Linked DNA regions of Homo sapiens: region 1 is linked to region 2. A link is an interaction called in ENCODE POLR2A ChIA-PET data of the cell type or tissue named here. Cell type or tissue: HepG2. All regions are shown on one strand.

Region 1 (2,500 bases), 220 kb after region 2:
TTTAGAGATGGGGTCTCATTATGCTGCCCAAGCTAGTCTCAAAACTCCTGGGCTCAAGAGATCCTCCCACCTCAGCATCTCTAGCTAAGTTCATAGAGAGTCCTGATCTTAAGGGTACGGCTCAGTGAAACTCTGCATGTGTATATTCCTGTGTATATACACACCTACATCAAGATCTAGAACTTTCTTGCACTCTAGCAAGTTTCTCTGTGCTCCTTCCCACATAATATAATACTTCCACCAGAAGCAACCACTATTCTGATTCCTTTTTTTTTTTTTTTTTTTTTTTGAGATGGAATCTTGCTCTGTCACCCAGGCTGGAGTGCAGTGGTGCTATCTCGGCTCACTGCAACCTCCGCTTCCCAGGTTCAAGCGATTCTTCTGCTTCAGCTTCCTGAGTAGCTGGGATTACAGGCATGTGCCACCACACCCGGCTAATTTTTGTGTTTTAGTAGAGACAGGGTTTCACTGTGTTGGCTAGGCTGGTCTTGAACTCCTGACCTCAAGTGATCCGCCTGCCTCAGCCTCCCAAAGTGCTGGGATTACAGGTGTGAGCCACCGTGTCCGGCCACTATTCTGACTTCTACCACTGGGGATTAGTTATGCTTGTTCCTAAATTGCATATAATTGGAATCATGCAATATGACACATATTTGTTGAAAAAAAAATCTGTAAGATTCATCCATGTTGTTGCAGATATCAGTAATTCATTCTTTTTTATTGCTGCATAGTATTTCAGTGTATGACTATGCCACAATTTATCAATTTTCCTGGGGCCGGACATTTATGTTCTGGATCTTGGCTCTTGTATCTAGACCTTCTATGAGTGCCATGCTCTGCATATGCCTTATGGCACCCTCATTTCTCTTAGGTCTATACCTAGGATCTTGATTGTTGGGTCAAAATACAGGCATATGTTTAGCTTTCGTCTATTCTGCCAGTTATCTTTTCTTAATTTTTATTTTTAGGAATAGAGATGAAGTTTTCACTATGTTTTCCAGGCTGGTCTCAAGCTCCTGAGCTCAAGTGATGCTCTCGCCTCAGCCTCCCAAAGTGCTGGGATTACAAGGCATGAGCCACTGCGCCTGGTCTTTTTTTTTTTTTTTTTTTTTGAGACGGAGTCTCACTCTGTCGCCCAAGCTGCAGTGCAGTGGTGTGATCTCAGCTCATTGCAACCTCCGCCTCCCAGGTTCAAGCGATTCTCCTGCCTCAGCCTCCCGAGTAGCTGAGATTACAGGCGCCTGCCACCATGCCCGGCTAATTTTTTGTATTTTTAGTAGAGACGTGCCTAAGTTTTGTAATTTTAGTAGAGACGGGGTTTCACTGTGTTGGCGAGGCTGGTCTCGAACTCCTGACCTCAAGTGATCTGCCCACCTCAGCCTCCCAAAGTGCTGGGATGGATTACAGACGTGAGCCACCACACCCGGCCCCGTGCCAGACTTCTAATCTTTGAAATTGTAACATAATAAGTTGGTATTGTTTTAATCCACTGAGTATATGGGAATTTGTTACATCAGCAATGGAAAACTAATATACTAGTTCACCTATCATTTCCCCCTCCACTAGTCAGACCAGTAGAGAACTGCGTATGTATCACCTTTCTTACCCAGAGGCACCACCCACATATCCTTATTTTATTGACTGTGGTTTGTTTATGGTGTCATAGGCTGAAATTAAGCAGCACTATAAAAATCAACCTTAGGCATGGTGACACATGCCTGGAGTCCCAGCTACTCAGGAGACTGACATGGGAGAATCGATTGAGCCCAGGAGCTCGAGGCTGCAGTGAGCTATGACCATGCCACTGCACTCCAGCCTGGGTGACAGAGTGAGTCTCCATCTCTAAAAAAAAAAAAAGGCTGGGCATGGTGGTTCATGCTTGTAATCCCAGCACTTTGTGAGGCCAAGGCACGCAGATCACCTTAGGTCAGGAATTTGAGACCAGCCTGGCCAACATGGTGGAAACCCGTCTCCACTAAAAATACAAAATTAGCAGGGCATGGTGGTGGGCTCCTGTAATCCCAGCTACCCGGGAGGCTGAGGCAGGAGAATCACTTAAACCTGGGAGGTGGAGGTTGCAGTGAGCCGTGATCATGCCATTGCACTCCAACCTGGGCAAAAAGAGCGAAACATCATCTCAAAAAAAAAAAAAAAAAAAAAAAAAAAACCTCATGAAACTATTTGCTGTTTTTCACATGATGTTGTTAAGAAAGATTTTATTATACCCAAGTAAAGAGACATGATCTCCCAACCAGAATGGACTCGAACTCCTGGGCCCAAGGGATCCCCCCACCTCAGCCTCCAGAGTAGCAGGGACTACAGGCATGCACCGGCACACCTGGCTCCTCCAAGGAGAAATTTATTTTCTGTCCTTGAACCTGGAAGAGAGAGACTCCTGCTTGAGCTTCCCTCCTTACCTTGGCTGCTAGTTGCAATCAAGGGCATCTTAGAGTGGTGAAACCATAAGAATCACCTGGGCAGCTTTTGCAAACTGCACTTG
Region 2 (2,500 bases):
CCCAGAGGGTGCACCTGGCCCTCTGCCACGTAGCGGTAGGACAGTCCTGCGGGGTGGGAGAAGGTGATGGTGGTTCCGTAGGAGTCTTCCCCGTCATTCCACACCATCACTTCTGCGTTCAGCTCCAGGTTACTCCCCACCAGCAGGGACTTCAAGCTGGGTATCAGGTGAAGGAAAGGAGAAGATGATTCTGTGACTGAGGCTAGAAATGGTCTGGGATAAAATGGGGTGGGTGGGGATTTGGGAGATAGACAGGGGACGGACCCCTGGGTTCTTCTTCTTCTTCTTCTTCTTCTTCTTCTTTTTTTTTAAGAGACAGAGTCCTGCTCTTTCACCCAGGCTGGAGTGCAGTGGTGTGATTATGGCTCACTGCAGCCTCCAACTCCAGAGCTCAAGCAATCCTTAAGCTTCAGCCTCCCAAGTAGCTGGGACTATAGGCATGCTCTACCACACTCAAGTGATGTTGTTGTTGTTGTTGTTGTTGTTGTTTTGTTTTTGTGGAAATGGGATCTCGCTCTGTTGCCCAGGCTGATCCCTAACTCCTGGCCTCAAAAGATCCTCCCACCTCGGCCTCCCAAAGTGCTGGGATTACAGGCGTGAGCCACTGTGCCCAGCCAAGACACCTGGGTTTTGACTATAGGATGAGACAATGTTAGGGAGAGCCAGAGGCAGGAGTCCCAGATTCCAGGAAGGAGGCTGGGGCAGTAGGGCAGGTCTAAGGTGGGGGCGCTCACCCTGGGAAGCTGAAGGAGATGCCGAGATTGTCCTGGCAGATATGGTCGGCTCCACAGTTCTTCTCAAAGGGTAGCTGCGTGGGAAGGCAACGGGGGGTTTTCTCCGAGACCCAGGCCCCACGCTGTGCACCCTCTCTGGGAGACCCAGTGCCAGGACTCACGGAGGCCGTGAAGTATCTCTGAGCATCGGCGGCCAGCATAGGCCGCAGGTTTCTGAAGGCAAGGAGGGGCTTGCCCACCAGCGTGAAGTTCAGACGCAAGGTAATGGGGGTCACAGAGTCCTCCACGCAGCTCTGGGGGACGGGCGTCGCGGGGAGCGGAGGGTAAGGGGAGGGTAAGAGCTGCGCTCGGCCTCATCCGCAGTTCTTATCCTGCCTCTGCCCAGCTCCCGCGCGGCTTCAGCTTCCTCCAGAGCCTGCTCAGCGTCACCGCCTTCAGGAGGCCTCCCTGACACCCTCTCTGTTCTCTCCCCTTGTTTGTCTTTGTTTTTTTCCTCCCCCCCCCCAGACCTCCCGATCAGCAATGACTGTTTTGGCCACCTATGCCCCTGGCCCCCAGGGCAAGGCCTGTCTCCCAGGAGCAGCTCGATAAACCCCTGTCCAGTGAATGCCTGAAAAAAAGCCCAGCCGGAAGCCCCAGAGCTCTCTCAGGTTGCCCAATTCTCTTTCCTGAAATCCAATCGTGTGGCCCCTGGAAATTGCAGCCGATCTCATCACTTGTTTGCTCGCTCACTCACTCACTGGCTAACGTGCAGTAAGCACGTCCTGCATGGCTGGTCCTGTGCTGGGCTGAGCCACAGGGAGGCCGGAACACAGCCTGTTCTCTCCCTGCCCTGCCTTCTGCCAGCCCCAGCGCGGCCGCCACCCACGTTCATGCCCAGACGCACCGGGAGCAGCAGGTTGAAGTTTTCACAGTGTGCCTTCAGCCCGAGGACTCGGACTCGGCTCAGACTCCGGTTCTTTGTTTCCTGGAAGGTGGCACGGGGACTCAGGCGGCCAGGGTCGAGGGCCAGGTCCAAGGTCACAGAGCTTTGGAGGTCACCTGTAGGCGGTCGCAGGGACGGCGTTGAGACAGGAACTCCTTGGGTGGACAATGAGCAGGGTGGGAGACAGGGGCCTGGGATGGGGGACTCCAGAGGTCAGGGTGTCCTGGGTTGGAGGGGAGGGGACTCACGGCTCCCAAGCAGGTTCTTAGAACGTTTGTCAATGTAAAGGCAGATGTTGGACTGTACCAGGGTCTGCTCAGAGACCACCTGCTCCCGACACTCAAACGCAGACCTGGGGATCTCGGCAGGTATGAACTGCATGCTCACCCCCACCCAGAGCACAGGTCTGGTCCTGCGGGCAGAGCACCGAGCTGAGGACAGGCCGTCGGCTCCTGGGAGCACCACGTGGGGTGGGCACCCCCATCTGAACCTAGGACCACCTGGGGAGCCTCTGAGAAAGGCTGCTCTCACCTGAGCAGGAGCACCTGGCCCCGGGCCCCCACAGCCAGGTCCACCAGTCCATCCTGGGTGAGGTCTTGACCCCCGCTCAGTGCCTGCCCAAAATACTGCAGCCTGGAGGAGAGCTGGGAGCCCGCGATCCGCTGGCCAGAGGAGAGAAGGGTGAATCAAGATGGAAAGTAGGGGAAGAAGTTGGAAATAAGTAACAAGGGGAATATGGAGGTAGGACCATCGGAAAGGGAGAGAAGGGGTGAGTTGTGAACAGATGTCACCAAGAAGAACCTGAAAAGAGGAGGTAGGAGTTGGGAGATGATTGCTAAGA

The links. ChIA-PET counts read pairs that join two places held together with the same protein. Peaks named below come from ENCODE experiments on the same cell type or tissue, not always from the same donor. Only the 100,000 strongest peaks of a DNase experiment are listed, where the experiment ranks them.
Region 1: POLR2A ChIA-PET joins it to region 2 with 5 read pairs; 2 of 35 experiments call an interaction of 5 or more read pairs at or near these places.

The regions. Positions count from the first base shown.
Region 1 is chr16:31,153,750-31,156,249 of GRCh38, reverse strand. No RefSeq gene overlaps it. Among named protein-coding and RNA genes, the nearest start is that of PRSS36, 4.9 kb to the right of the region's middle. In HepG2, no CTCF peak of the experiment used is centred here; no DNase peak of the experiment used is centred here; H3K27me3 peaks cover 714 bases.
Region 2 is chr16:31,370,905-31,373,404 of GRCh38, reverse strand. ITGAX (integrin subunit alpha X) reads right to left here. Exons shown (of 30, transcript NM_000887.5): 15 at 2,191-2,321; 16 at 1,908-2,071; 17 at 1,621-1,775; 18 at 896-1,027; 19 at 735-808; 20 at 15-156. Among named protein-coding and RNA genes, the nearest start is that of ITGAX, 17 kb to the right of the region's middle. In HepG2, no CTCF peak of the experiment used is centred here; a DNase peak (open chromatin) is centred at 1,424; H3K27me3 peaks cover 848 bases.